2 separate regions of the Homo sapiens genome follow, and region 1 is linked to region 2. Evidence: read pairs that join two places in POLR2A ChIA-PET (ENCODE). Cell type or tissue: endothelial cell of umbilical vein. All regions are shown on one strand. Each heading gives the region's core, and the rest is flanking DNA. Links, peaks and the distances in the headings are about the cores only. Region 1 has its middle 17 kb from the start of GDPD5. Region 2 has its middle 8.7 kb from the start of ARRB1.

Region 1 (16,182 bases), core at 6,817-10,816, 190 kb after region 2:
TGTACATCGCATTGGAGGCCGCCACGTTGGCTTTTGCACCGTCAGGGAAATGTCAACCCAGCAAAAAAGGCAAATGATGCCTTAGTCTCATTATGAAAAGAGTTTTGACCTTGCAGACTTCCCCAGCAGGGTCTGTACTTGGCATTCATGTTTTAATTTAACGTTCTCATACCAGAAGCAGGGCTCAGTCACCCTTGACACAGTTTCCAATACTATGCCCCACCCGAATGGCTCCAGCTGGTGGCTGGAGATAAAACTTAGAGGCTTCTCTCCCACCTAGCAGGCTGGCTCCTGGCCTTCCCGCTCTCTCCTTTAAACGGACCATTCAGACATGAGCTTGTCAACTGGAAGTGACCACCTCTCAGTCACAGTGTGACCAACTGGAACTAGTGCCTGCTTGCTTTAAACCTACCAATTAAAGCTCCCTGAGGGAAAGCTGGACACCCTCGACCCAATATAGGCAGTGGCCCATGGGTCTTGTCTCTTCCTGCCTGCACTCCCTGACGTGTGTGTGTGTGTGTGTGTGTGTGTGTGTCCGTGTGTGAGAGAGAGACAGAGACACCTCTGTTGTGCCCTCCAGGGTGTGTAAGTACTAAACATTTTTACACTTTCACACTGTGGTTTTATCCCCTGAAGGTGAGGCCACTGAAGGACCCATGCAGGTGGGTCCCCTCCCTACTGGCGCTCTTTTTTTTTGAGCCCCTCCACTGTTGGGAACAGCTACCAGTTAAGTTGATAGAGTTTCCTTCAAAACATAGCCCTGACACCCTCTCAGAACAGAGGGGCCTCCTTATCTCCAGGAGCAGCAGGGGAGGGGGAAGGAAGAGGAGAGTTGAGAGAAGACACCTGCCCCTCTCATCATGTGCTTAAGAGGCACCCATGGGCACTGTTCAGGGCCGAAAATTAGAAATACCCCAACCAGCCAGTACCATGGGGGTGGTGATAGGAACCCTGGCTTCCTAGAATAACTCAGTTCCAGGAACCTGTGCTGAGGGCCCAGTCCATGCCAGACCTGAGGCTGGCACTAGAGATGCAAAATGCAATCAGACCCTGCCCCCTCCCCTTGAGGAGTGTTCAGTTTAGTGGGGGAGAGAAGGGTGCCACATCAGTAATAAAAACAGACCCCTTTATTTTTGTTAACTTTACCAAATGAAATTTTATAAATTCAAAGTGCCATCTACTGCTTCCTCCCGGGTTCTCTTCTTTCCCCCAGCACCCCTGCCCCCCAACACCAGGTTCTCTTCTGTAACACTCAACGCGAGGGTCCGAGGCTTCATTCTTGAAGTCAGTGAGACCAAGAACCCTCCAATTCCGGACACAGCGTCACCCTTATTATACAACAGGCTGTTTTCCTATGCTGTCCAAAACTGCATCGATTCCCCCTAAAGCCGCTCCTTCAGTATTCTCCATCTCTGTGACAGATCCCAACATCCTAGACATCACCCCCTATAGCCCGTCAGTCACAGAGATGCAGGGAAGGGAATTCTAAAGCTACTGGAGGCCAGGCATGGTGGCTCACGCCTATAAGCCCAGCACTTTGGGAGGCCGAGGCGGGCGGATCACTTGAGGTCAAGAGTTCAAGACCAGTCTGACCAACATGGTGAAACCCCGTCTCTACTAAAAATACAAAAATTAGCTGGGCCTGGTGGCGCGCGCCTGTAATTCCAGCCACTCGGGAGGCTGAGGGATGAGAATCACTTGAACCCAGGAGGTGGAAGTTGAGGTGAGCTGAGATTGCACCACTGCACTCCAGCCTGTGTGATGGAGTGACAGAAAGGGAGGGAGGGAGGGAGGGAGGAAGGAAGGAAGGAGGGGAGGAAGAGAACAAAAGAAAAAAAGAGAAAGCAAGCTAGCTACTGGAGTGTCCAGGCTCCCAACTCTGGAGTTTCTATCTCCTGAACATCTAAACATTTTTCCATCCACTCCTTGACCCTGTGGCTCCCATAATCACCTCCAAGGCCAGTGCCCATCATGTCAGCCTCTTCGGTGCTCTCCCTGCCTCCTCTCTTGCCCTCTCCTATCCACTTCCCACTATTTCAGATCTGAGCACAGCATTCTCTTGATTAAAACTCCTCAGTGGCTCCCCTCTCTTGGCTCTCAGCAGCACATGCTGGGCCCTCTACACCCAAGTCAACCTGGAAGGCACAGCTCCCGTGTCTCCTCCTCCAGGAAGCCTCCCTCTGACCATGAGGTGGGCCTACCATCTGGGAAAGGTGGAAGGGAAGGAGGGATTAAGTAGAAAGAGCCTCAGACTGCACTGCAGCTCCGAGAAAGCCTCAGCCAGCCCAGTGGGGAGGCCAGAGCACAAATTAGCTGTTAGAGGCTGGGCGTGGTGGCTCACACCTGTAGTCCCAGCTACTTGGGAGGCTGAGGCAGAAGGATCGCTTGAGCCTGGGAGGCGGAGGTTGCAGTGAGCTGAAATTGTGCCATTGTGCTCCAGCCTGGGCCACAGAGTGATACTCTGGCTCAAAAACAAACAAACAAAACAAAAACAAACAAACAAACAAAAAACAGAGGAGACATCTGCTGGGCAGAAACGGCCAGACCTCCTTCTCCCACTGAGCTGAGTCATTGGCTAGGGCTGCCCAAGGAGAAAGTGGCCTTGTCAGGAACACAGCAGTAGATCCCAGGGTGTTGCTGCTGGGATCTGTTGCTAACGACACTCCTGCTCTACACTCTCTTAAAGGAAGATCTGAGTGGCAAACCTCCATGGCTTGATGGATGTTAAAGTTGGAAGGAATTTAAGAGATGCTCTAGGCCAGCCGCTGTCACATTTTACAGATGAGAAAACTGAGGTTGGCCAGAGGAAGTGACTTGCCCAAAGCCACCCAGCATGTAAACCAATATGCAAACCCAGGTTCTGACACCCAAGTCTGCGCTCTTCTGAATCATTGCTGACTCAGAGTCACAGTGGGGCTAGAGGGCAGTGGGAGGAGAGTGGCAAGGTATGACTTCAGGACGCGGCTCAGGTGTCACTTCCTCACAGAAGCCCTGCCTGGACCCAAGCTCTTCTCTGGGCTCCCCGAGGCCTCTATCCACTCATTTACCAGTCAGTTCTGTGAATGTCAGCTTGTGTGTCTGCTTCCATGAGGCCATGTCCCCAGCACCCAGCATGGGACCCGGAACATCGTGCTACATGTGAAGGTACACGCCTCTGGTTTCTACTGCCCTCTCTGGCAGCTCAACCCTCCAGGACAGAAGAGCAATCGGTTCCGCTATTCGTTGCTTCCTTCCTTTCTTCCTGCTTTAAATAAATGTATACTGAGTGATTACTTCATACAGTCCTGGGGACACAGCGGTGAAAAATTTTGCCTTCATGAAATTTACTTTCTAGTAGAGGGAGGTAGACAATAAGCAAAACAAATACAAGGAGTGGTGTATTAGATGGGATACATGCTATGGGCAAAAGAAAGAGCCTCAGAGACAGAGGAGACCAGGAGGTGTCAGCGAGGACACTTGCCACTTAGAGGAGTCAAGGAAGCTGACGTTTGAGTAAAAGCCTGAAGCAGATGACAGGTGTGAAGGCCCCTGGTGTGTTCACACTAGGAGGCCAATGTGGCTGGAATGGAGGCAGTGATTGATGGGGTTGGGAGAGGTAAAAGACGAGCCTACGAGGTCACAGAGATTAAATCACAGAGGGCCTAGAGCCTGCAGTAGGAATTTGACTTTTACTCCAGTTGAAATGGGAAGGCATTGTAGAGTTCTAAGTAAAGAGGTGTCATTGTTTGACTTCTAAGTTAGACCTGGGGGATACGGTAAAGACAGGGGGGGAATGCCGCAGTCTGAGGAGAGGTGATGGCGGCTCAGATACAGTGACCGCAGGAGCCGTGTAACAGGTAGTCAGATTCTGTGGTGTCTTTTGGAGGTAGAGCCACAGGATTTTCTGATGAATTAAATGTAGGTTGTGAGACAAAGAGATGAGTCAAGGATGACCCCCATGTTTTGGCTTGATCACCTAGAAGGATGACATCACCCTTGTCTGACATGAGGAAGACGAGAGGGGTAGGTTTTGGGGAGCAGATCAGAATTCAGGATTGGACACGTTCATTTTCAGATGTCTTAGGCATCCAAGTAAAGATGTCAGGCACACAGTTGGATACACAAGTCTGGGGTCTGGGAGAGGTCCGGAAATGTGGGAGTTACAGGCATAGAGAAGGGATCTGAAGCCTTGAACTTGGATGACACTGTCAAGGAAACGGTGCTTGAGGGAGAAGAAAGAGGACCAAGGACTGAGCTCTGGAGCTCCCATATCAGGGCAGGAGGATCCTCTAGGGAGGTGGGAGGAAGAGCACAGTTGTGTGGTATTCTGGAAGGCAGGTGACGAAAGTGAAACCAAGGAGGGGCCGTTGGCAGGTTCCCTGCTGCTGCTACTGGTAAGGGAGAGCAGGATTGAGGACTGGCTACTGGATTTAGCAATGTGGAGGTCTTGGTGACCTTGAAGAGTTTCAGTGGAGTGATAAACGTGGGATGCTGGTTCAAGTGAGCTTGAGAGAGAACAGGAGGAAGGAACTGGAGACAAAGATAAGGACCACTCTTTTTTTTTTTTGAGACAGGGTCTTGCTGTCCCCCAGATTGGAGTGCAGCAGCGCAATCGCAATCATGGCTCACTGCAGCCTCAATCTCCTAGGCTCAGGTGATTTTCCCACCTCAGGCCCCCAGGTAGTTGGGATCACAGGCACATGCCACCACGCCCAGCTAATTTTTTAAAAATTATTTTTAGAGATGGGGGTCTCACCATGTTGCCCAGGCTGGTCTCGAACTCCTGGGCTCAAGTGATCCTCCCACCTCACCCTCCCAAAGTGCTGGGATTACAAGCATGAGCTACCATGCCTGGCCTAGACCACCTTTTTTAGGAGTTCTGATGGAAAGGGAAGGAAGGAAAGGGGATGAAGAGAAAAACTGAGAATGTTTTTATGAGATAGAATGTGTGTATGCTGACGGGAAAGGTCTAGATGAGAGAACAGTGGAAGATACGGGGGAGATGGAGGGACTGCCGCAGCCATGGCCTTGAGTAGCTGAGGGGGTGGAATCCAGCCACATAAGCAGGGGTCGACCTTCTGAGGAGTGCGTGGTTTTATCCATCGAGAGAAGGCAGATGCAAGGAGATTGGTCGGTGTGGTGGTGGAGCCTCTGGAGTTCATTGCTGATCGAGTCCACTCTCTCAGTGAATCAGGAAGCAAGGCAGTCAGCCACAGTGAGAGTGGGGAAGAGGCCTGGGAGATTGGAGGGCAGGGGGCAGCAGGAGAGCAGATGATTAGGGGTGTCTGGGATGACTGTGTGGAAAAGTGCAGGCACCTGGGGTCGGTGCACGTGATTAAGCAGCAGGCAGCCTGGAGAGCCTCCAGCCCAGGTCCCTTCACAGACCATGCGGGTTTCTTCCCTCTTGGGTAGCACTGGGCCAGGCAAGGCAGTGTGGATCTGCAGCTGACCAGGGGCTCAGAGGAAGGAGCATGCCTAGGAAGTCTCAGATTTCCAGGACTGGTTTACATATTTATGCAAAGCCACCTCCTCCCTGTTCCATATTGGAACAAAGTGTGTGTGTGGAGGGTAGCATTTAATAGGACCTCTTTGGACTGGTCTTACAATGCCCCCTATGTCAAGGGACCGTACTATGCCCACAGGGGCAGGTCCTGTCACCATCCCATCATTAGAGAACTGGGAACCCACCTCCCTGACATGGGCAGGGTGGGGCTGCCCTGTCTGTTTTTCATTGTCCTCCTGCTTTGGTTTCTGCTTTTTGGCAGAGGCTGCTTTTCCTAGATTACTTCCAACATCTGTTCACTTGCTTCTAGAATAAAACAGGATAAGTTTGATTCTGATATTTTCTTTTTCCCCAAGGCCATCTTCAGTGAAGGCCTGGACTCTCTCCAGGTGCCCTGCTAGTGCCTTCCTACTCTGGAGTCCGCTGCCTGTGGTGGGCTTTGGGCCCTGCCTGATGCCAGCCAAACGTCCTCCCGTCCCTGGATCCTCTCTTGCCTCCAGCTCCTGACTCCTAAGGACTCTTTATGCCCCAGAGCCTCCTTTGCTGAGCTGCCTGAGCTGAGGGCCCAGAACTACTGGCCTTCAGATTTGGGGTGGCACATGGTAAGTCCTGGGGCATTGTGATGGGCTGGCCAGGCCCATCCAGGGATATCCCTGCCTCTTACTTCCCAGTCAGTCCCAGCCCCATTCTTCCCTCCCCACACCCCACCAAGGTACACAGGATGCCCTGTGCTAGCTTCAGAGCTAGACCCTCACCTTTCACAGGCTGGGGAAAGGTCAGCAAATGTGAAAGGGAGAAAGAGTCACATTTTCTCTTTTCTTTTCTTTTTTTTTTTTTTTTTGAGACAGTCTCACTCTGTTGCCCAGGCTGGAGTGCAGTGGTGCCATTTCGGCTCACTGCAAGCTCCACCCCCTGGGTTTAAGTGATTCTCCTGCCTCAGCCTCCCAAGTAGCTGGGATTACAGGCGCACACCACCATGCCTGGCTAATTTTTGTATTTTTAGTAGAGACGGGGTTTCACCATTTTGGCCAGGGTAGTCTCGAACTCCTGACCTCAGGTGATCCCAAAGTGCTGGGATTACAGGCGTGAGCCACCGTGCCCAGCCCACATTTTCTGATCTCTTTTTTTTTTTTTTTTTTGAGATAGAATCTCACTCTGTCGCCCAGACTGGAGTGCAATGGCATGATCTCAGCTCACTGCAACCTCCATCTCTCAGGTTCAAGCAAGTCTCATACCTCAGCCTCTCAAGTAGCTGGGATTACAGGGATGTGCCACCACGCCCGGCTAATTTTTGTATTTTTAGTAGAGACGGGTTTTGCCATATTGCCCAGGCTGGTCTCGAACTCCTGGCATCAAGTGATCCGCTCACCTCAGCCTCCCACTATGCTAGGCACATGTGGCTCACACTTGGGCTAGTTCCCCAGTATCCATGCCCCCTTCTTCCATAGTAATAGCACTCCTGGTTTTTACCTGGACTTATGGTCTTTGGGAACAAAGAGCACATTTCACAGCTCTCTGTGGCCCCAGGACTAAATGGAATGTAAGCAGCATTGCTGTGTATGTCTTCTGGGAAATGCCCTTAGATAGACAGACATGCACTTTTTTTATTCTTCCATCTGCTGCCTGGGCTCCAGCTGCCATCTTGGTCATTGGAGGCAAGGGCCACACCCTTGGCATAGAGGAGTCATGAGTTGGCAGGAGCCTAAAATGCCAGAGGATTTAGCAAAGCAGGGTCCCCACACCACTCCTGGATCACCTATTCCCAGATCCTTACCTGAGTGAGAAACAAACCCTCTTGTTCAAGGCACTGTTATTGTAGGGTTATGTTATTCACAGCTGCTCCTAATCCTAGGGTGACACGTCACTTTTCATGAGTTATGTCATTTTCATCCTCACAACAGTCCTGCCAAGTGGATGTTACCTCATTTTTAGAGAGAGAAAAGGAGGCTCAATGATTTTATTTTCTATTTTAAATAAAAATTGACTTTCTTTAGTCTGTATTCTGCTGAAGCCTCAGTGATTTTAAGCAAGTGGTCCAAGGCCACCCAGCCAGTATGATGCCGAAGTGGGCTGAAGCCCTGGTTGCTCTGATTCCTGGGCCCTGCTCTCTCTGATTCCTGGGCCCTGCTCTCTCTGATTCCTGGGCCCTGCTCTCTCTGATTCCTGGGCCCTGCTCTCTCTGATTCCTGGGCCCTGCTCTCTCTGATTCCTGGGCCCTGCTCTCTCTGATTCCTGGGCCCTGCTCTCTCTCTCTGATTCCTGGGCCCTGCTCTCTCTGATTGATTCCTGGGCCCTGCTCTCTCTCTCTGATTCCTGGGCCCTGCTCTCTCTGATTGATTCCTGGGCCCTGCTCTGTGAGCCCTTGGGGTCACACCCAGGCTGACCTCCCTGTGTGTACAGACCCAGGTTGATGAACACCCTGTGGTCTTCCCAGGCTTCATCTGGGTCCAGAAGCATCTACTGAGCAGGTGGAACTGTTGCAGGGTCAGAGATGTTGCAGGGTGACCCCATTCTGTCCCTGTTTTAGCAGTGAAAGTCGCACATCCCTCATTCCTGGGCAAATCAAGACAGTCACCCTAGAGCTGTGGTCCAGCCAGGTCCTGTTGCTGCCCCTTTGGGCACCCAGAACCTGATCCCTCACAACCTGCTGTTTTCCAGGCATTTGTGCACCACCTCCCAATCCTTGGGATCCTCCAGGCTGTGGTTAGAGGCTGGGACAGGGGTTAAGGTACTATGAAAATGAGGCTCAGGCTGGGCGCAGTGGCTCACGCCTGTAATCCCAGCAACTTGGGAAACCAAAGCAGGGGGATGGCTTAAGGCCAGCAGTTTGGGACCAGCCTGAGCAACATAACAAGAATTGTCTTTACAAAAAAAAAAAAAGCTACCCAGGCATGGTGGCAGGCACCAGTAGCCCCGGCTACTGAGGAGGCTGAGGCAGGAAGACAGGAAGATCACTTGACCCTGGGAGTTTGAGGCTGCAGCGAGCTATGATCGTGCCACTGCACTCCAGCCTCGGTTGCAGAGTGAGACCTCGTCTCTTAAAAAAAAAATTAGGCTCATCAATGCCAGCAAGAAGTAACAGCCCAAATCAAGTAAGACCTTGATTTGTCTTTACAATGGCCTCGAAAGACAGCAGCCCCCACGTTCATTTTGACTCTCCATTGTCCCCTGACTCTCTGTATATCCTGTGACCTCATGATAACAGAGTCCCTGCCTGCTGGTGAAATGGGAAAGCTTCCCTTGAGCCCCTTGCAGGGCGTGCGATGCGGGTATGACTTGCTTCTTCAGTGCCTCGCTTCTTTAACCTCTAGAGCAGGTTGTGGGGCTCCGGGCCCACAGCAGCGTCTAGGGGTGGATGATTACAGCTCCTGAAGCCCCAGCAGGCATGTGCTACTGTGTGCTTTTAGTTTTGCCGTCTATAGGCAGCTTGTGTTAACCAGCTCAATTAGACCCTCTACCTTGTTGCGAGGACAGAGGACTTTCTGTATCCCGGGTTCTTGCCTTGGTGTTCTGAAGAATCGGATCACACCTGAGCTCAGAGAATGAGTGCAAGGTTTTATGGAGTGGAGGTAGCTCTCAGCAGATGGGGGAGCCAGAAGGGACGGAGTGGGAAGGTTTTCCCCTGGAGTTGACCGCTCAGTGGCCTGGGCTCTTTTCCGACTGCCCCAGCCAAACTCCACCAGGTTCCCCCGGTTGATGGCCTGCCGGCCTGCTGGCTCTGTGGGTGTGCTCCTTCTGCCGGCATGCTCCAACGTCCTCTTGACACCCAGCTGCTCGTGTCTTCTTCTGCTGATGTGTTCTCCTCAACATCCAGCCACTTGTGTCTCTGCCTGCTAGGGTTTCGGGGTTTTTATAGGCACAGTATGGGGGGCGTAGCAGGCCAGGGTGGTCTTGGGAAATGCAACATTTGGGTGTGAAGTCAGGAGTGCCTATCCTCACCTAGGTCTATAGGCACAGGCCCTGGGGTGGAGCCCTAGCCAGGGGCCACTCCCACCTCTACCCAGCACTTCCCCGCCCACTTTCATATCACTGGGGCCTGAGGCGATCAGGCTGATCTGCTAGCGCTACTCATCCCTGCCTTCATCTAGGAACCGGGCAGGCATGGTGGAGCCCCAACACACTGCAGCATGAGGCCACTGCACTCAGAAAGGCTTGTGTCACATCCTAGCTCTTCTACCCTTCACCCATGTGACCTTGGCCCGGTGATTTCACCTTTTGAGACTTAGTCTTCTCATCTATAAAATGGGGATAATAATACCTGCCTCACAAGGCTATAGCAAGGATTAATGAGATCATACACCGTGAAGTTTGGCTCTGGACCTGGAATACAGTTAACACTTGATAAAGATTGTCATTGTTGTCACTGTATCACCACTCCTCTGTGCCAGGCAGCTCTCATGCTGGATACCAGGGACCCTGCGATACACCAGAGCCATTCAGGAACTCCTTAAGGAACTCAGAATCTGATGAGGAGATGTGCCACAAAGACAATTTAAACAAATAATAGATGATGGCTCACACCTGTAATCCCAGCACTTTGGGAGGCCGAGGTCGGAAGCTCTCCTGAGGCCAGGGGGTTCAAGACCAGACTGGTCAAGGTAGCAAGACCCCATCTCTATAAAAAAATAAAATAATAATAATAATTGTTTTAATGGGGGAGTGAACAAGGTAGGGTGGGAACACCGGGAGGAGGGGATTGCCACAGAGCAGTCAGGGAGGTTGTCCTGGAGGAGGCAGAGCTTGCGTGGGGGCTCACAGAGGATCACCTTTTGCCAGGTGAAGCTGGGGGCTAGTGGAATGAAGCATGTTGCAACTCCCTAAGTCTAGGATTCTCTAGTTGTGCACTTGAGGTGAAGATGAGGCTCTTCCTGTTGGCTGGAGTCTCAGCAGAGGCTCTAGAAGCTGAGGGGCCCAAGCACCTCACATCCTCCATGGGGAGTTAGACCATCTTGCAGCACAAGCAGAGGGTGCCCTCCCAGGCCTGCCCCACCAAGCCCACCCAACACCCACCCATGTTAAAGCCTTTTTTTGGAGAAAATTGTTATTTTGCTCTGAGCTTCCCTCCCTTCTTTAAACCAAGTGCGGAGGGCTTCAAGACGTTGGGGGACATGGGAACCTGAATTGTCCTCACATATCACAGAGTCTAAAGGCAGTGTGTGGTGGTGGAATGGGGAGAGCCAGGGCCACCCTGGGAATGGCTCATGCTGCCAGGCTAGGCAAAGGATATCTGATTTTTCCAGTGGACCGGATGAGGGCCTGTGGAGGGAGCTGGAGGCGGGTGGGGTGAGGACCTCCCAACAGAGGGTACTGCTGGAACTGATGTCTGAGGGGAGAGGTTGCAAACCAGAGGGGGCATTGTTCCTTTGGGTGGGGGTGGCAGGGGTGGGGGGGATCTAGATGAGAGGTCCCCAGGGGAGGAGGTTCACTGAAAAACCTCCTGGAGAATCCTGTGAGTTAGAGTAGAATTTGGACATCTACCATGTCTCAGAGGGTCCCCAGGCCAGGTTACAACTGTATCAGGCAAGGAGGGCCTGATCTGCTCTCTCTCCCACTCTATAGACAGATGGTCATGGAGATGCTGGGTGAGGTGGCTCACACCTGTAATCCCAGCATTTTGGGAGGCCAAGGCGGGTGGATCACCTGAGGTCAGGAGTTCGAGACCAGCCTGGTCAACATGGTGAAAACCTGTCTCTACTAAAAATACAAAAAATTAGCTGGGTGTGGTGGTGGGCACCTGTAATCCCAGCTTCTCAGGAGGCTGAGGCAGGAGAATCACTTGAACCCAGGAGTCGGAGGCTGCAGTGAGCTGAGATCGCGCCACTGCACTGAGGGAGACCAGAGGCAGTCGCTGCCCTCTCTGAGTCTCTAGTTTCTGAGGCAAGCCCACCCCCAGAGAAGAGTCTTATTCTACATTGGATGAGATTTTGCAGTTTTAATATTACTTTTTGGTTTTATTACTTTGAACTATACTTTAAAAAAATTAATGATGGACAATTTCAAACATACCCAAAATTAGAGAGATGAGTCTAATGACCCCATCACGTACCCATCATTCAGCCTCAGCAATAGTGGGTCATACCAATCCTGTTTCCTCTGTGCCCCAACCTACTTCTCCCAGTGTAATTTGGAATCAAATCTTCGAGAAAGAAAAGAATGACTTCCTCCTTGCTTCTGAAAAATTAAAAATAAGAAGAGCCACTGCCCTCCACTGTTTGATTAGAACACTAAGGTTAGGGCATAAACCCGAGATTAAAGCTGGCAGGATCCATGGAACCATCCCAAGGACGGTGGGGTTGGTATATGTGTCCTTCACCATCCAGCTCCCACCACTCTGAACAGTGCTCGGCACATAGTAAGTGCTCAACAGATCATTCTGGTGCTTCTCCTCCACTTGCTCCTCTGTAGCCTTCCCAGGCAGCGGCTTTTCCTCTGTCAGGCATGAGCTGGGGCGGATACTCAGCTCTTCATCCGAGGCTGCAGGCTGGTTCTGCCCACAGCAATCCCATCCCAGGCTTGGCCAAGAGGAGAATTACTTTGCAGAATACAAGACATAATGAGGAAAAGCATCTACTTCAGTGCTCTGTAATGGTAGCCACTGGTTATCATAAAAGCAGTGGTGGCCAGGCGTGGTGGCTCACGCCTGTAATCCTAGCACTTTGGGAGGCCGAGGCGGGTGGATCACTTGAGGTCAGGAGTTCGAGACCACCCTGGGCAACTGGTGAAACCCTGTCTCTATTAAAAATACAAAAATTAGCCGGGTGTTGTGGAACACACCTGTAATCCCAGCTACTTGGGAGGCTAAGGCAGGATAATTGGTTGAATCCAGGAGTTGGAGGTTGCAGTGAGCTGTGATTGCACCACTGTACTCCTGCCTGGGTGACAGAGGGAGACTGTCTCAAAAAAAAAATTAAAAAAATAAATAAAAGTGGGAAGGAGACATCCAGAGAAAAGTTTGGGGGCAGGAGGGTGGCATATGGGCAGACATTTTCGGAACTTCACCGTCCTGTGTGGAAGGTGGCATAGAAGGGGTGAGAACAGAGGCAGCAAGATAGTGAGGAGACAGGAGCCACAATCGGAGAAGGATGAAGGTTTGACCCACCTGGGAAGGGAACCCCCAGCACGTGGCAGAGGGAGGAGCTGAGAATCCTTAGAGGCACATCTCTAAGGTGCCAGAGGTCCCACTCCGCCTGCCTTTGAGCTCCGGATCCTGAATGCCCCCAGGGAGGCTTTGTAAAGATCCTTCCTAGGACTGGCTACATTTTGCAGGACCCATTGCCAAATGAAAATGCAGGGCTCCTAGTAAAAAAGATTACTAAGAATTTCAAGATGGCGACAGCAGAGTACTGAAATAAGAACAGGGTTCTTTGCACAGGGCTGCTGATACAGAAAGAGAACATAGGACATCCAGTTAAAGTTGAATTTCACATAAACAATGAATTTTTTATTTTTATTTTTTAGTTTGTCTGTCTTGTGCAATACTTGCAATAACATGTTTCTGTTGATCTGAAATTCAAATTTAACTGGGAATCCTGTATTGTACCTGGCAACTCCACCAGGTGGGTCCTGTTTCCTCCCTTAACTGGAGCTCCTGGGAGTGGTTCAGGCTTAGGGTTCTTCCAGGATAATGGTTTTCAAACTTCAGCCTGCATCAGAAACATCTGGAGGGCTTGGTAAAATCCAGATTGCTTCCCCCCAGCCAGAGTTTCTGATTCATGCCTAGAGTACAGCCCAAGAATTTTCATTTCTGACAGGTACCAAGGTGATGCTGATACAATTGGTCCTGGGACCACACTCTGAGAACCACTGCTGGGGTACATCACCCTAGGAAGCCCCTCAAAGAGATAGAAAATCATAGTGACCCAAAACGGACACCAGAGGGCAGAAGCGCCCACTGGTCAGGCTATAGGACCTGCCCACTGGCCTGGGGCTGGGCTTACACCTTTGCTGAACATTTGTTCTGTGCCTGACCACGTCCAGGGCCCTGGAGCAGACAAAGAAAGACGTGGGTCAGCATTAGTCTCTGCCCTGAGGGGCTCAGGGTGTGGAAAGGGAGACAGATGTACGAAGTGAGAATTACAATTGGTGCTGAGATGGGGGAAGCACAGGCTGTGGGAGCCCAGGGGAGGCTGGGGGTGGTCAGGGCCCGCTTCCTGTAGGAGCCTGAACAGAGGGTAGGAGCCATCCATACCGGGAGAAGGGGAGGAGGGGCTTTCTGGGCATAAGAATACACAAGTACAAGGGCGCACACTGGACAGTGCCAGGGACTGCTTGAGGAGGAGTGCAGAGGTAGAGGACAGAATCGGTGGGCGGGTAGCCTGGTGAGGCTGGGGCTTGGCAGATCCTGAGGGTCTCAGGGAGCCCCAGGAGGGTTTTAACTAGATGGTGTGTTAGAATGAAGAGTGTCTGGGAAGAGATACCAGAGGCAGGGAGGCCTAGTGAGCAGGAGGGTGCAGTGGTCAAGGGAGGAGGTGACCAGGGGATGCAAGGGTGGCCCAGTCTCTCTCATCTGTTCCTTCATTCCTCCATTCATTGCACGTGTGTATGGAGCAACTTCTCTGAGCCAGGCCCTGGGTTGGGTGCTGGCTGCCGGCTGCTGGGACTTGGCATTGATGAAGACAGTTCCTGGCTTATGTGGAGAGCTCACATTTTAACTGAGAAGACCACCATCCAACAGCCAACCTCACAGTGAGCCAGCTAGTTACAGTTGTGGTCCCTGAGGGATGGGTACCAGAGATATCAAGGGAGCCACATGGCAGGGTCTGGGCAGAGTTGGGGTTAGGGTGGGGGTAGGAGGCATCTCTCAAGAGAGACCCTGACCTGGGCATCCTGACCTAGCGAACAGATGCCTCATTCAGCCCTACCCTGGTGCCTCCGTGCCGCAGCCCAGAGCTAACAATATGGCCATTGACAGCTCCTGCCACTGCCTGAGGTCTAGCTTTGCTGCCCCCATCCATCCTTAGCCACACAATCCTGGCCTTCAGTGGGGAAGAAAGAGCAGGATTATACTCAGGTACTAGGGACTGGGCCCACCCCTCCACCAGAGTCAGCCTGGCCCCAGCCCAGGTGAGTGCCCAGCCAGGCACCTTCCTCAAATGTCCAGTGCTCTTGCTCTAAGCATGTGAAGAGTCCGGCAGCTAGAAGCAGAAGGATGCAGGAGATGACCTGAAATGCCAAGGGGATGCCGTAGACTCGCAGGGCTCCTGGACGCACACTGTAGAACATTTGTCCATAGAGATGGGATTGGCCTCACGAATGACATAGATGCAAATCAAGCTAACTGGAGCATTACTTCTAGAAGGCTGACCTTCTTGCTATTCCTAGAGCATGCCTAGTTCATTCTAACTGTGGGGCCTTTGCCCATGCAGCTCCCTCTGCTTGGGATCCCCTCCTCCCACCATAAAGGTCTCCCTCCTCCTTTGGTCGGAGGAAGAATGGCTCCCCAAAGACATCCATGTCCGAATTCCTGGAACCTGTGAGTGCATTACCTTGCATGGGACAAGGGACTTTGCACATGAGATTAAATTACAGATCTTGAGATAGGGAGACTTTACTGGTGGCCCAGTGTCATCAGGGAGGTCCATCTCAAGAGGGAGGCAGAGGGGTCAGAGTCAGAGAAACAGATGTGATGAGGGAAGGAGAAAGCAGAGAGAGAGGGAGATTGGCGCTGCCACACTGCTGGCTTTGAAGGTAGAGGCAGGGGCCACAAGTCAAGGAATGCGGGTGGCTTCTAGAAGCTGGAAAGAGCAAGGAAGCAGATTCATCCCCAGAGTCTTTAGAAGGAGTTGCTAGCCCATTTAAGTCTTCTGACCTCAAAACCATAAAAGAATAAATTTATATCATTTGAAGCCACTAAGTGTGTGGTACTAGATACAGCAGCCACCGGAAATGATTACAGCTTCTTATTCAGATTTCAGGCTGCCTGGTGTAAAGTAGTCTTACCCACAACACCTGTTTTCATTTCTTGCTAGCCCTCATTATTACTGGAAATGATCACATTTCTTTCTTAGTTTATTGCGTGTCTCCACTCGCCAGCACACCAGGCTCCTGGAGGGCAAAGATCTGGTTTTGCCCACTTTTTTATCCCAGTACCTAGAACAGTGCCTAGTAAATTGTGGGTTCTCAATAAATCTTTGCTACGTGAGACTGGGAACGGTAGCTCACGCCTATAATTCCAGCACTTTGGGAGGCTGAGGCAGGCAGATCACCTGAGGTCAGGAGTTCGAGACCATCCAGGCCAACATGGTGAAACCCTGTCTCTACTAAAAATACAAAAATTAGCCGGGCGTGGTGGTGCATACCTGGAATCCCAGCTACTTGGGAGGCTGAGGCAGGAGAATCGCTTGAACCCGGGAGCCAGAGGTTGCAGTGAGCCAAGATCCCAACCGCTGCACTCCAGAGTGAGACTGTGTCTCAACAACAACAAATCTTTGCTGGGCACGGTGGCTCACGCCTGTAATCCCAGCACTTTGGGAGGCTGAGGCGGATGGATCACGAGGTCAGGAGTTCAAGACCAGCCTGGCCAAGATGGTGAAACCCCATCTCTACTAAAAATACAAAAATTAGCTGGGTGTGGTGGTCAGCGCTTGTAATCCCAGCTACTCGGAAGGCTGAGAATTGCTTGAATCTGGGAGGCAGAGGTTGCAGTGAGCCGAGATCATGCCACTGCACTCCAGCCTGGGCGACAGAGCGAGACTCTATCT
Region 2 (16,182 bases), core at 2,363-6,362:
GCCTTCGCCCTGTGCTCCACCCTTCCCCATTCCACCCACCCCACCCCCTTCTACTGGAGAGATAACACCCAGCCACACAACAGGGACAGGAAGAAGGGGCGGAGGGGGCAGTAGACGGCCTTGACACTGGGGAACTGAGCGGAGACCCGCGGCCAGCAGGGGCTGCAGGAGGCCGCCCAGGAAGAGGAAGCTGTGAGAAGTGAGAAGAGGCGATAAAGGAAGAGGGCAGAGCTGGCCCGCTGCTGTGACCGGGTAGCACCGTGGAAAGCGCCCATGCCCAGCTCCATGGCTCGCTGTGGGTGACCCTGTGCACTAAGCTTCTGAGAACCCATGTCCGGACCTGTAAAGTGAGGATACACTAATATCAGCCTGCAGAATTGTTAATAGGTTGAAAGAACTCGCTTGTGTTTGCTGGCCTCCCCTGAGCGCCTGCATACAGTAGGTGCCCAGTAGATGTTAGCCCACTTCTCTGCAGGCTTCTTGATGTCCTGTGAAATCTTGGCTGGGACCCTGCTTTGTCTGAGGTGCCTTCCTGCTTTGCAGGTAGTGGGAAACGGTAAGGTCTTTACCACACCCTCACTACTGAGATTTGGCTAATTATCCCGGATAGGTCCCTGATATCTAAGTATTAAGGGGAAAGTAAGCTATCATTTACTCTGATGCTGTTGTGAGTATGTAAACATCTCCTGTAATTATGCTCAGAAGCAGTTACCTATACTGTTTATATGCAGTATAATTACTATAATTATGTCCAGATTTGGCAGAGGGGCAGGGGGAGGCTGATGGGTAGGCAGGGTGGCCCACCTCTGGGCAATGTTAGGAGCTAGAGAGTATGGATGAAAGCCCAGAACCCTCCTCCCAGTCTTGGCCTCTGGGTTTCACCCTCTACAGAGGAAGAAGAGGAAGCCACCTGTTGTTTCTGCAGGGCTCAGAGATCTGGAAAGGAGCAGACTAGAATCTTCTTTGATGACAGGAGATCCCTAACCAGGATGGTGAAGCCAGGTCCTGCCACTCTCCACATCAGTTTCCCCACCTGTAAAACAGGTTTGACCAAACCATAAGATCTCCAATGGATCTCTCCATGCTGATGCCCAAAACATCTAAATATATTTATTTATTTTATTTATTTTTGAGACGAAGTCTTGCTCTGCCACCCAGGCTGGAGTACAATGGAATGATCTTGGCTCACTGCAACCTCTGCCTCCTGGGTTCAAGAAATTCTGCCACCTCAGCCTCCCCAGTAGCTGGAATTACAGCCACTGCCATCATGCCCAGCTAATTTTTGTATTTTTGTAGAGATAGGGATTCACCATGTTGGCCAGGCTGGTCTCGAACTCCTGACCTTAGGTGATCCACCCACCTTGGCCTCCCAAAGTGCTGGGATTACAGGCGTGAGCCACTGCTCCCGGTCGATTTAATTTACTTTAAATTCCAGTGAGGGAGCAACGATGGCAGAAGAAGAGTCAAGAGGACAATTTTGCTTTACCTGCCAGGCTCTATGAAAAACATATATATATATATATATATATATATATTTTTTTTTTTTTTTTTTTTTTTGAGACGGAGTCTTGCTCTGTCACCCAGGCTGGAGTGCAGTGGCGCAATCTCGGCTCACTGCAAGCTCTGCCTCCTGGGTTCGGGCCGTTCTCCTGCCTCAGCCTCCCGAGTAGCTGGGACTACAGGCGCCCACCACCACGCCCAGCTAATTTTTGAAAAACATATTTATGTATTAATAAAATGGCCGGGCATAGTGGCTCATGCCTGTAATCCTAACACTTTGGGAGGCCAAGGCGGGTAGATCACTTGAGGTCAGGCGTTCAAGACCAGCCTGGCTAACATGGTGAAACCCTGTCTCTCCTAAAAATACAAAAAAAAAAAAAAAAAAAAAATTAGCCAGGCATGGTGGCGGGCGCCTGTAGTCCTGGCAACTTGGGAGACTGAGGCAGGAGAATCACTTGAACCTGGGAAGTGGAGATTGCAGTGAGCCGAGATCACGCCACTGCACTCCAGCCTGGGTGACAGAGCCAGACTCCATCTCAAAAAAAAAAAAAATTAATAAAATGTAAAAGTGATAATGTTGAGGAGAACTCTTTGTATATCCACAATATAATCTCAGCCAGTAATAAGTTTTATGAAGAAAATAAAGCAATAATGAAACAGGGTGATAGGGACAAGTAGACTTAGAAAAAGGCCCTAGGCCCTCCGAGGAGGTGGGCTTTGGGCTGAAACCTGCGGAAAAGAATCAGCGATGTGAGGGGACAGTCAGGGAAGATGCTGCCCAGGCAGAAGGAGCAGCAACTGTAGAGGCGCAGGAGCAAGGACAGTGCTCCTGGTGTTGGTGAACAGGCAAGGGGTGGTACAGGTGAGGCAGCAGGGTTGGGGTCACACAGAACTTGTAGTTGAGGATGAGGAGTTTGGGGAGCCAGTGGGAGGTTTAAGCAGCTGAGCACCAGTATCTGCTTTACATTTTTAAAGGTCACTCTAACTGTTGGATAGAGATGACTTGGTACTGGACAACAGCAGAGGCAAGGCACCCCATTATTGCAGTCGTCAGGGTGGGGTTTTGGGCAAGACAGGTGGCCACAGAAATGAAGGAAGTAATGGGGTTCAGGATATATTTGGGAAGCAGATTTTTTTTTTTTTTTGAGACAGAGTCTTACTCTGTTGCCCAGGCTGGAGTGCGGTGGCACGATCTCAGCTCACTGCAAACTCTGCCTTCCAGGTTCAGGCGATTCTAGTGCCTCAGCTTCCTAAGGTAGCTGTGACTACAGGCGCATGCCATCCTGCCCAGCTAATTTTGTATTTTTAGTAGAGACACGGGATTTCACCTCAAGTGATCCACCCGCCTCGGCCTCCCAGAGTGCTGGGATTACGGGCGTGAGCCACCACGCCTGGCCGGGTTCAGGATATATTTGAAAGGGGAGCTGCCAGCACCTACTGAGGGACTGGCTGTGAATAATGGAGGATCCAGGATGACTCAGAGGTTTGGGTCAGGGTCTGTCTGTGCCAACTCTCCATGTAATTCTCCAAGGGAAGTCACGGTCGAGAGGACTGGTGGCCTCCATTCTTCCCGTCAACCCATTTGTGTCACATCCTCCACCTGAGCAACAGAGTGATTTTTGCTCAAAGGCAAATGGCTTCTGCAGCTGAGGCTCATAGGAGATGGTCATCTCCAACTGTGTTCCAACTAGGGCGAGTCACATGCCTGAAATTTACCACTCACAATCATTTCTTATTAAAAAATGAGAAAGGGTGGTTCTGGGTGTGGTGGCTCATGCCTGTAATCCCAGCACTTTGGGAGGCTGAGGCAGGAGGATTGCTAGAGCCCAGGAGTTTGAGACCAGCCTGGGCAACATAGTGAGATCTCTACAAAAAATAAAAAAACAAAAAACTAGCTGGGTTTGGTGGTGTGTGCCTGTAGTCTTAACTACTCGGGAGACCAAGGAAGGAGGATACCTTTAGACCAAGAGTTTGAGGCTGCCATGAGCTATGATTATACCACTGCACTCCAGCCTGTGCAGAGACCCCTGTCTCTTTAATAAAAAAAAAAAAGAAGAAGAAGAAAGAAAGCAAGAAAAAAAAAAAAGAAAGAAAGCAAGAAAAAGAAAAGAAAGAAAAGGAGAGATAGAGAGAGAGAAAGGAAGTATTATGTCTGCTTTTTAGATGAGAACACAAAACTTTACAAGGGAAACTGCTTAAGCCAAGGGCATAGCAAATGAAAGGTAGAGCAAGGACTCAAACCCAAAGCTTCTGCGTAGCTGGGCAGGTAGCTGAGTGTCAGACTAAAGTCAGACTGAAGTGTAAGTGAGTGGGTGGATGAGTTTTCAGCTCCTTGTTCAACAAAGGACTTGAGCTGGGTGTGGTGGCTCACGCCTGTAATCCCAGCAATTTGGGAAGCTGAGGTGGGTGGATCACCTGAGATCAGGAGTTCAAGACCAGCCTGGCCAACACCCTGTCTCTACTAAAAATACAAAAATTAGCCAAGTGTGGTGGCACGCGCCTGTAGTCCCAGGTACTCAGGAGGCTGAGGCAGGAGAATCGCTTGAACCTGGGAGATGGAAGTTGCAGTGAGCCGAGATCATGCCACTGCTCTCCAGCTGAGGCGACGGAGTGAGACTCCATCTCAAAAAAAAAAGGACTTGAGCCTGACTGAAGCCTTACTGATGTGCTCCTTCAAGATGTTAGAAATTGAGAAACTAATAAGGAGCTTCCCTACCTCTGCCCAACCAGAAATCTGAGTGTGATCCTTGACTCCTTTCTTGTCCACCTCACTCCTTAGCTACCTAGTCCCGGACTACCTCCTAAGTGTCTCCCAATAAAGTTGGAGGGGTACCAGGAACGAGACCATGCTGGGCCTGGAGGGTCATGTAAGGAATTTGTTCTTCATCCAAGTATCAATGAAGAGGCTGTGCAGAGAGGTGACATGATCAGACATGCATTTGGAGAAGATGCTCTGGTGGATGTGTGAAGAATGGATTGGACATGCACCAAAAGGGATGCAGACAGGAAGACCAATTAGGACATGGTGTCAGCAATTCAGAGGGAGGAATGATAACTGCATTCCAGAGAGAGGACACACAACAGCTGCAAAGCCAGGAAGGAAGGAAAAGGCACAATGCTTGGGGGAATTCAGATGGATCTGTGGCGAAAGCAGAGTAGTGGGGAAGGATTGGAAAGGAAGATGGGGCCGTATCCTGAGGAAGCAGGCTCAGACAAGGCATCTCCCCAGTATGGCTCAGGGCCTGTTTTAGGTTTGTCTAACAAGATCTCCAGTCCCCATTTTCCTAAGATGGGATTGTTGGTATTTATCACTAGGTGGACATTTCAATGTTATCTTTTTTTTTTTTTTTTTTTGAGATGGAGCCTCGCTCTGTTGCCCAGGCTGGAGTGCAGTGGTGCGATCTCGGCTCACTGCAACCTCTGCCTCCCGGGTTCACGCCATTCTCCTGCCTCAGCCTCCGGAATAGCTGGGACTATAGGCACCCACCACCACGCCCAGCTAATTTTTGGTATTCTTATTTTTAGTAGAGACGGGGTTTCACCGTGTTAGCCAGGATGGTCTTGATCTCCTGACCTCGTAGTCTGCCCGCCTCGGCCTCCCAAAGTCCTGGGATTACAGGCGTGAGCCAACGTGCCCAGCATCAAAATTCTCATTTGTAATCAACAAAAACCAATTCTGGCAGACTTAAACATACAAAAAAATTATTGGCCATATATTCAGGTAGCTGCCACTGCTGAACAATGGACACCACAGTTCACATCTCCACTTTCTCCAGCACCAAACCCAACCCCATTGCTGCCCCCAGAAACTAGATATGGCCACTGCTGCCTCTGTCACCATGATGGACTCTTTGTTGGCCCTACATCTTTGAGTCAAAGTCCCCCATGCATTTGATTGGCTGAGTCTAGGTTATGTGGTCCCACCCTTGCTTCAAGGATGCTGAGAAACTGTGTAGATGGCATTTGAGATTTCCATTCTGGGAGGTGGGCTTTGACTTACTGTAAGACTCATGGGATAGAGAATTCCCCAAACATGAGAATAGAGTTTAGAGGCTGAGCAGCCAAAAACAATTCAAGTATCCACTTCACTATGAAATGCAACTGGGTGAGTTATAGGAATAGCTCAGAATGGGAGGCAACATGAAGGGATAGATGTCCTTGCTGACAGGCCTTTGCCAGGATGCCTTAGTGTTGCTAGCTTTCTAAAACAGGGAGAAAATGATTCTGACTCTGTTAATGGTGGAGTATTATCCTCCACCCTCCTCCAGATAACAATATAAATGTTGGACAAAATATAAAAACAAGGATTTGGCTGGGCATGGTGGCTCAAGCTTGTAATCCCAGCACTTCAGGAGGCCAAGGTGGGAGGATCGCTTGAGCCCAAGAGTTCAAGACCAGCCTGGGCAACATGCGAGACCCTGTCTCTGGAAAAAAAAAAAATTTTCTTTTTTTTTTTTTTGCCAGGTACAGTTGCTCAAGCCTGTAATCCTAGCACTTTGGAAGGCAAGGCAGGTAGATCAGCTGAGGTCAGGAGTTCAAGACCAGCCTGGCCAACAAGGTGAAACCCCGTCTCTACTAAAATACAAAAATTAGCCAGGCATGATGGTGGGTGCTTGTAATCCCAGCTACTTGGGAGGCTGAGATGGGAGAATCGCTTGAACCCAGAAGACAGTGGTTGCAGTGAGCCGAGATCACACCACTGCACTCCAGCCTGGGTGGCTGAGTGAGAGTCTGTCTCAAAAAACAAAAATTTTTTTTTAATTCACCGGGCGTGGTAGCGTGCACCTGTAGTCCCAGCTACTTGGGAGGCTGAGGCAAGAGGATGGCTTGAGCCCAGGAGTTTGAGGCTGCAGTGAGCTGAGATTGCGCCACTGCACTCCAGCCTGAGTGACAGAGTAAAACGCTGTATTTGAATTAAAAAACAAAAACAAGGATTTGAAAGCACTGCAGAGCAAACAAAAACAGTCTGAAATTGGAGGAGATTCACCCTTGTTAGATGGGAACCACACTGGGGAAATCTCGTTTTCTATACTTTCCTCCTGAAGGCGCTACCCAATCTGGGCAGTGCATGGAAGCTAGGACTCAGGAAGAAATCTCTAGGACGCAGGAAGCTGCTTGAGATATTAAAGGGTGGAATTAGGGGCTGCTAAAATGGCTAGAAATTGAAGGAGAAATCCTGGAAAGAAGAGGGGCACAAAGGGGGTAAGCCCCCAAATAAGTATTTGACAGAAAAAGTATTTGAATTTCATAAATTTGATGAAAAACCTCATTAGAAATCCAAAAAGTTTAGCAAAATCCAAGTATGATAAATACGAAGAAAACAATACCTAAACACATCATAATCAAACTGTTAAAAACAAAAAAGAAAGAAAAAGTCTTTTTTTTTTTTTGAAACAGAGTTTTGCTGTTGTTGCCCAGGCTGGAGTGCAAAGGCGTGATCTCAGGTCACCACAACCTCCACTTCCCAGGTTCAAGCAATTCTCCTGCCTCAGCTTCCCGAGTAGCTGGGATTACAGGCATGCGCCACCACGCCCGGCTAATTTTGTATTTTTAGTAGGGACGGGGTTTCTCCATGTTGGTCAGGCTGGTCTCGAACTCCTGACCTCAGGTGATCTGCCCACCTCGGCCTCCCAAAGTGCTGGGATTACAGGCGTGAGCCACCATGCCCAGCAAGAAAGAGAAAGTCTTGACAGTAGCCATAGAAAAAGACATAATAGCAAACAGATTACGTACAGAGAAACAATACAAATGAATCCTGACTTCTCATCAGAAACCATGGAGCCAGAAAACAATGGAATATCATCTTTAAAATGCTGAAAAGTAAACAAAAACCTGTCAGTCCAGTGAAATAAAGATCTTTTCAGATAAATGAAAGCATAGGGCATTAATTGCCAGCAGACCTGCAGAATAAGAAATGTTGCTGGGCACGGTGGCTCACTCGCAGTCATCTCAGCAATTTGGGAAGCCAATGAAGGAGAATCGCTTGAGTCCAAAATGTAGCACAATGCCCGGCTAATTTTGTATGTGTGTGGAGACAGGGGTCTCATTATGTTGCCCAGGCTGGTCTCAAACTCCTGGGCTCAAGTGATCCTCCTGCCTCAGCCTCCCAAAGCGCTGGGATTACAGGCATGAGTCACCATGCCTGCCCCCCAGAAGTTAGATCTTTAGAAGGGTATGAAAGAATACTAGAAACAGTGAGTATATGGACAAATACATGAACAAATTTTTTTCTCTGCTTTTAATTGACTGGTGAACATCAAAATAATATTTTATTGTGGAGTTTTTAATGCATGTAGAAGTGAAATGTGTGGCAACAATAGCATAAAAGACAGATAAATTGAATTATATTGTTGTAAGGTTCATATTTTTTTTTTTTTTTTTTTTTTTAGACAGAATCTCCCTCTGTCACCCAGGCTGGAGTGTGCAAGGGCGCCATCTCAGCTCACTTCAATCTCCACCTCCTGGATTCCAGCAATTCTCCTGCCACAGCCTCCCAAGTAGCTGGGATTACAGGCACCTGCCATCATGCCCAGCTAATTTTTGTATTTTTGTAGAGACAGGGTTTCACCATGTTGTCCAGGCTGGTCTTCTTTTTTTTTTGAGACAGAGTCTTGCTCTGTCGCCCAGGCTGGAGTGCAGTGGCGTGATCTCAGCTCACTGCAAACTCCGCCTCCCAGGTTCAAGCGATTCTCCCACCTCAGCCTCCCCAGTAGCTGGGACTACAGGAGTGTATCACCACACCTAGCTACTTTTTGTATTTTTAGTAGAGATGGGGTTTCACCATGTTGACCAGGCTGGTCTTGAACTCTTGACCTCAGGTGATCCACAGGCCTCGGCCTCCCAAAGTGCTGGGATTACAGGCGTGAGCCACCGCACCCAGCCTATATCTTTTATTCTGAATAAACTGTGATAGGTTATGGAGGTATATTGTAATCCCTAGAGGAACCACTTAAAAATACAGGAAGTAGGTATATTTAAATGAAGTACTAAAAATACTTGATTAACCTGAAAGAGGACAGAAAGGAAAAAGAGAACAAAAAACAGATGGGACAAAAAAGAAACACAGCAAAATGGTAGATCTAAATCTTACCATATAAAAACTGCATTAAGGGGCGGGGTGCGGTGGCTCACGCCTGTTGTCCCAGCACTTTGGGAGGCCAAGGCAGGTGGATCACCTGAGGTCGGGAGTTCGTGACCCACCTGACCAACATGGAGAAACCCTGTCTCTACTAAAAATACAAAATTAGCCGGGTGTGGTGGCACATGCCTGTCATCCCAGCTACTTGGGAGGCTGAGGCTGGAGAACTGCTTGAACCTGGGAGGTGGAGGTCACGGAGAGCCAAGATCGCGCCATTACACTCCAGCCTGGGCAACAAGAGTGAAACTCTGTCTCAAAAAAAAAAAAAAACTGCAGTAAGTATATATGGACTAAACATTCTAATTAAAAGAATAACAAAGCAAGGCTCAATTTATACTGCCTTCAAAACATGTACTTTAGGCAGGGCGCAGTGGCTCACACCTGTAATCCCAGCACTTTGGGAGGCCGAGTTGAGGTCAGGAGTTTGAGACCAGCCTGGCCAACATGGTGAAACCCTGTCTCTCCTAAAAATACAAAAATTAGCCAGGCGTGGTAGCACATGCCTGTAATCCCAGCTACTCGGGAAGCTGAAGCAGGATAATCACTTGAACCCAGGAGGTGGAAGTTGCAGTAAGCCAAGATCGCGCCACTGCACCCCAGCCTGGGCAATGAGTGAGACTCCATATTTTTTAAAAATTTAATTAATTAAATTAAATATATATATGAAATAAAAGGCACAAATATTGAGAAGAAAAAAGTAGAGCTGTCTATATGTGCAGATTACATGAATATTTACATATAAAATATTAAGGAATGTATAAAACTGCTAGAATTAATAAACAATATATGAAAATCTATTGTGTTTCTAAAAATAAAAAAGAAATTGAGATTTAAATTTCTATTTATAATAGCATCAAAAAACACAAAGTACTTAAGAATAAATTTGGCTGGGCACAGTGGCTCACACCTGTAATCCCAGCACTTTGGGAGGCCAAGGCCAAGGCAGATGGATCACCTGAGGTCAGGAGTTCAAGACCAGCCTGGCCAACATAGTGAAACCCTGTCTCTACTAAAAAAAATACAAAAATTAGCCAGGTGTGGTGGCGCACATCTGTAGTCCCAGCTACTCGGGTGGCTGAGTCAGGAGAATCCCTTGAACCCGGGAGGCAGAGGTTGCAGTGAGCCGAGATCCAACACTGCACTCTAGCCTGGGCAAGAGAGTGAGATGCTGTATCAGAAAAATAAAAAATAAAAAAAATAAAAAATAAATTTAACTAAAGACATGTAAGACCTCTATCTTTACACTGAAAATCATAAAACGTTGTTGAAAGTAATCAAAGAGCTAAACAAATTAAGAAACATAACAAATTCATGGTTTGTAAGACACAATATTAAGCTGTTATTTTCCCAAAATTGTTCTATAAATCCAATACGATAAGCTTTGTTGTAGACATTTATATGGAAATAGCAAAAGCAATCTTGGTGGTGAGGGGGAGACAAAGTTGGAGGACACATACTACCTGATTTTAAAATTTATTCTCAAGCTACCATTATGAAGACTGAATGGGGCTGGGCACAGTGGCTCACACCTATAATCTCAGCTCTTTGGGAGGCTGAGACAAGCAGATCACTTGAGACCAGGAGTTCGAGACCAGCCTGGCCAACATGATGTAATCCTATCTCTACTAAAAATACAAAAATTAGCTGGGCGTGGTAGCACATGCCTATAATCCCAGCTACTTGGGAGGCTGAAGTATGAGAATCGTTTGAACCCAGGAGTTGGAAGTTGCAGTGAGCCGAGACTGCACTACTGCACTCCAGCCTGGGTGACAGAGCAAGACGCACACACACACACACACACACACACACACACACACACACACACACACACAAAAGACTGAATAGTACTAGTCTAAGGATAGACAAATAGGTTAATGGGATGGAAATAGCCCCATAAGAATATGGTCAACTGTCAGCATCCCCTTTTGGATTGTAAGCTTTGTATCTGTGTCTGTATTTGCCTGGTTTCTAACTGCACCCCCAGAGCCTAGAACAGAGCTGATTACTTCGTGTGTGTATTGTAACTGAATAATCAGAGCCTAGTATAGTAAGTGCTCAATAAATATTTATTGAATAAATGTATTTTAAGAAATGGGGTGGACATAACAATCTGGTCCTCTCCCAGGGCCAAGCTATATGCTTTTTTAAAAAAATTATTTACGTATTTATTTATTTATTTTTGAGACTGAGTCTCACTGTGTCCCTAGGCTGATGTGCAATGGTGTGATCTTGGCTCATTGCAACCTCTGCCTCCCAGGTTCAAGCAATTCTCCTGCCTCAGTCTCCCAAGTAGCTGGGATTGCAGGTGCCTGCCACCACACCCAGCTAATTTTTGTATTTTTCGTAGAGACAGGGGTTTCACCATGTTGATCAGGCTGGTCTCAACTCCTGACCTCAGGTGATCCACCCACTTTGGCCTCCAAAGTGCTGGGATTACACGCATGAGCCACTGTGCCCAGCCCAAACTGTATGCTTTTAGACATGCTAATTCTGGAGGATGAGAGATCACCCTACCTTACTCTATTCCCACTTCTCCTAGTTCCCTTTGCTGGAGTCCTCTCTTTCCTTTCTTTTAACCATCCAGAAAATCAGCACTACTGGCTCCCTGATCTGCACTGTCCCCAACCCCCCGACTACTGTGGACCCTCCAAAATTCAGAAAGCAGATCATGCTAGGGGCTCTAGAGGTTCTCCTCCAGCAGAACCAAGATGGAGGAAGAATGAGAGGCTGGGCTGGAATTGCCCCCTTGGAAGGGTGACCAACTGCACAGGTTTCCCAGATGCGGGGGTTTCCTGGGACATAGGGCTATGAGTTTTTAAACTAGGACAGTCCTGAGGAAACCAGGGATTACACCCACCTCCTGGGAATCCTCCAGCTTCCTTCATCAGAAAGGGATGGACTATACCTCTCCCATGGTGGGGACTGCCAACCCTAGGGTCAGCAGTCTTTTTGTAATGATGGTTTAAATATCCAGAGCAAAGATGGCTCCATATTCTCACCCCCAAAACAGGGTCTGAAGCTTAGGAAGCGCTAGATAATTGTTGGATGATGAGCGTGCTTAGGAGCAGGAGAAAGGGCCCTGCCCTCTGGGACCCCCTGAATCCAAGGTGGGCTGTTTTCTACAGCTCCAACCCCTCCTTCCTGCACACTTTGCACCTCTCCCAAGCAGGGAAACGGCTTTCTTGCCCCATCCAGCCCCATCATATCCCTGCCCACTCTGCACGTTCTATCAAGCACCAGCATGTTTCTGCAGTCAACATTTATGTACATTTTAATTATTTTTATAAAAGCATTACTTTTTAAAAAAGTTTCAATATAGAATGTTAGTAAGGGAAAAGTCAAAGCCCCACCCCACCTCATCCCACGCTGCCCTATACCCCTCTCTTTTTTTTTTTGAGATGGAGTCTAGCTCTGTTGCCCAGGCTGGAGTGCAGTGGCGTGATCTCAGCTCACTGCAAGCTCCACCTCCCAGGTTCACGCCATTCTCCTACCTCAGCCTCCCAAGTAGCTGAGACTATAGGCACCCAACACCATGCCCATGCCCAGATAATTTTTTGTATTTTTAGTAGAGACAGGGTTTCACTTTGTTAGCCAGGATGGTCTCAATCTCCTGACCTTGTGATTAGCCTGCCTTGGCCTCCCAAAGTGTTGGGATTACAGGCGTGAGCCACTGCGCCCAGCCCTTAACCCCTCTCTTAAAAAAACTTTATTTTTACCTTTTCTGCTTTTAGCTATGGTAGTTTGTACCACAAATCTGATTGATATGCATATACCTCAATTTCTTGATTTATCCACTTGAATTAACATTTATTGACTCTTCTCATGAAAAAGGACATTTGCTCATTTACTTTAATGCTCATCTCCCAATCCTTTCTACGTTGTGTTGTAGTGTTAGTTTAGTCTTCCATTGATTGATAATTGCTTAAAACCTTTATTTCCATTCCTATGCACTTTAGATAGTATCTGTCATTTTTTTTCTTTTTTTTGTTTTTTATAATAGAGATGGGGGCTCAACATATTGCCCAGGCTGGTCTCGAACTCCTGGGCTCAACTGATCCTCCTGCCTTGACCTCCCAAAGTGCTGGGATTAAGGCTTGAGCCAGCGTGCCTGGCCAAGATAGCATCTCTTGATTTATACTATGTAAAATGAAAAAGTTAGCATCTGTGCAGTGTTTGATCTCTCCTCTTCTCCTCCAGCCTTCTGACACTGATAGTTATACTGTTACATTGCTAAGAGTTATAATATTTAAATTTATTCTGTAACTATAATGAAGTCTTCCATGCTTTATCTAGAGAGTAATTCTGCTCATTTAAATCCAATAAATAGTATTTTCAATATTACAATTAGAAACAAATTCTAATTTGAGACTATATTAGATTCATAAAACAAGAAAGAACTGCTAATAAAGGGATCAATTAGACAACATGAAAGAGTCCTGGGAAATAAAAAACATGATTGCCCAGATAAAAAATATAATTAAAAAGTCTAGAAGTGGCAGGGCACGGTGGGTCACGCCTGTAATCCCAGCACTTTGGGAGGCCGAGGCAGGTGGATCACGAGGTCAGGAGATCAAGACCATCCTGGCTACATGGTGAAACCCCGTCTTTACTAAAAAATACAAAAAATTAGCAGGGCATGGTGGTGGGCGCCTGTAGTCCCAGCTACTTGGGAGGCTGAGGCAGGAGAATGGCACGAACCCAGGAGGCAGAGCTTGCAGTGAGCCAAGATCGCACCACTGCACTCCAGCCTGGGCAACAGAGTGAGACTCCGTCTCAAAAAAAAAAAAAAAAAAAAAAAAATTCTAGAAGCTAGTGCCAGAAAATAAGGAAGCACTGAAAAAAAAAAAAAAAAAAAAGGAACCTGAAAGAGCTCTCAATAGCCAAAACCGGAACAGTATGAGCAACAAAATAAATAAGGTCATATTGGATTATAACCCAAAGTATAAAATAAATAAACATGAGTCCATAGTGGTCTAAATAAATGGTTGAATAAATAAATACATGGCAGGAAAGGACAGATCTTCCTTACAGGGGAATACCAAATAATATATAGATATACTCTCCCCTCCAGATGGAGTTGAATTAGCCCTCTTGCCTTGAATGTGTGCTGGACTTAGTGACTCACTTCCAAAGAACAGAGTATGGATAGGGAAAAAAATAGTAACTTTAAAGTGGAGAAATCTGGCAAACACTTGAAGTGATCAGGGTTACGTCACCAGCTGATATCATGTGATGAGCCAGACACTCCACTGTTGTGATATTCTCCCCCAAAATACCTAACTCCAGCCTAATCATAAGAAAAATTCCAAATTGAGGAACATTCTGCGGAATACCTGACCAGCCCTCTTAAAACTGTGAAAATGATTTTAAAAACAAGGAAAGACTGAGAAATTGTCACAGAGGAGACCAAGGAGACATGAGGACTAAATACGGTGGGAAATACTGGAGTGGGTCCTGGAACAGAAAAGGACATTAGTAGGAAAACTAGTGAAAATCTGGAGTTTCATTAATAGTAATATATGAATGTTAACTTCTTAGTTTTGATGGACCACAGTTATGTAATGCCACGGACCCTGGTGGACTGAACAAAGGAGGGCAAACATGGGAATAAAAACAAAGACAAGGCCAGGCGTGGTGGTTCACGCCTGTAATCCCAGCACTTTGGGAGGTCGAGGCAGGCAGATCACGAGGTCAGGAGATCGAGACCATCCTGGCTAACACGGTGAAACCCTATCTCTACTAAAACTACAAAAAATTAGCCAGGCGTGGTGGTGGGCACCTGTAGTCCCAGCTACTTGACAGGCTGAGGCAGGAGAATGGCGTAAACCCATGAGGCGGAGCTTGCAGTGAGCCAAGATCGCTCCACCGCACTCCAGCCTGGGCAACAGAGCGAGACTCCCTCTCAAAAAAAAAAAAAAAAAAAAAAAAAATCAAAGGCAAAAGAGTATATTTGGAAGAAGGGGTTAGGGGGCTCCTTGCTTCTAGTGAACAAGGGCCCTGAGCTTCTAGAGCCCTTTGTATTTACTAAGTAAAGGAGATAAGGAGAAGGGGGTGGTTGTCGGTCAGCTGCTTGACTTAGTACATGGCCTGCATGACTACATTCTTTGAAGACTAGGCTCCAGATGTCCCCATAGATAACCTCAAGGAGCACGGCACCAGGGAGTGACTGCCCTCAGCATACCTTCTGGTAGCAGGTGCAGGTGCGAGTTTGCCCACATTCTGTATTCATGATAAACAGTTTGCTGTTTGATCATATAGCCTCCAGTGGAATGCTGAGTTGGTCACAACGCTCAGGCTTTCGGCTCCCATCAATGTAAGATGCTCACATTAGAAGAAAGTGGGTGAAGGGTATATGGGAACTTTGTATATTATCTTTGCAACTTTTCTAAAACCCTTTTTTTTTTTTTGAGATGGAGTCTTGCTCTGTCACCCAGGCTGGAGGGCAGTGGCGCAATCTCGGCTCACTGCAGCCTCTGCCTCCCGAGTAGCTGGGACAACAGGCGCCTGACACCACTCCCAGCTAATTTTTGTATTTTTAGTAGAGATGGGGTTTCACCATATTGACCTGGCTAGTCTTGAACTCCTAACCTCAAGTGATCCACCCACTTTGGCCTCCCAAAGTGCTGGGATTACAAGCATGAGCCACTGCACCCAGCATCCTACAAATCTAAAATTACTCCAAAATAAAAAATTTATGTGAAAAAGTGGCTGGGTACAGTAGCTCATGCCTGTAATCCCAGCACTTTGGAAGGCTGAGACAGACGGATCACCTGAGGTCAGGAGTTTGAGACCTGGGCCAACATGGAGAACCCCATCTCTCCACTAAAAATACAAAAACTAGCTGGGTGTGGTGGCGCATGCCTGTAATCCCAGCTACTCAGAAGGCTGAGGCAGGAGAGAATTGGTTGAACCTGAGGGGGGCGTGGAGGGGGCAGGTTGTAGTGAGCCAAGATCACACCACTGCACTCCAGCCTGGGGCAGCAGAACGAGGCTCTGACTCAAAAAAAAAAAAAATTCATATAGTTCTCCAAAAATATAGAGACAAAAAATAATTCTTTATTTTACCTTTTTTTTTTTTTTTTTTTTTTTAAGACAAGGTCTCACTCTGTTGCCCAGGCTGGAAGGCAGTGGCACAATCATGGCAGCCTTGACACCTAGGCTCATATGATCCTTCCACCTCAACCTCCCAAGTAGTTGGGACTACAGGTGCATGCCACCATACCTGGCTAATTTTTTACCTTTTATAGAGACAGGGTCTCACTATGTTGTCCAGGCTGGTCTTGAACTCCTGGGCTCAAGTAATCCCCCTGCCTCAGCCTCCCAAAGTGCTGGAATTACAAGTGTGAGCCACCATGCCCAGACACAATATTTTTAAATAGGTAGAAAAAAATCAAGTCATAAAGCATCAATTCAGGAGGTCTGATATCTGTTTAATGAGAATTCCAGAGAGAAAAAAGAGCCAGAGCCGGGCGCAGTGGCTCACGCCTGTAATCCCAGCACTTTGGGAGGCTGAGGCGGGCGGATCACGAGGTCAGGAGATGGAG

Evidence for each region. ChIA-PET counts read pairs that join two places held together with the same protein. Peaks named below come from ENCODE experiments on the same cell type or tissue, not always from the same donor. Only the 100,000 strongest peaks of a DNase experiment are listed, where the experiment ranks them.
Region 1: POLR2A ChIA-PET joins it to region 2 with 5 read pairs; 4 of 35 experiments call an interaction of 5 or more read pairs at or near these places.

Annotation. Positions count from the first base shown.
Region 1 is chr11:75,534,379-75,550,560 of GRCh38, forward strand. No RefSeq gene overlaps it. Among named protein-coding and RNA genes, the nearest start is that of GDPD5, 17 kb to the left of the region's middle. RefSeq lists a cis regulatory region at 1-1,032, a silencer at 2,604-3,104 and enhancers at 3,094-3,143, 3,304-3,373, 8,860-9,361. In endothelial cell of umbilical vein, for the core only: no CTCF peak of the experiment used is centred there; no DNase peak of the experiment used is centred there.
Region 2 is chr11:75,352,266-75,368,447 of GRCh38, forward strand. No RefSeq gene overlaps it. Among named protein-coding and RNA genes, the nearest start is that of ARRB1, 8.7 kb to the left of the region's middle. RefSeq lists an enhancer at 1-604. In endothelial cell of umbilical vein, for the core only: no CTCF peak of the experiment used is centred there; a DNase peak (open chromatin) is centred at 4,466; H3K27ac peaks cover 585 bases.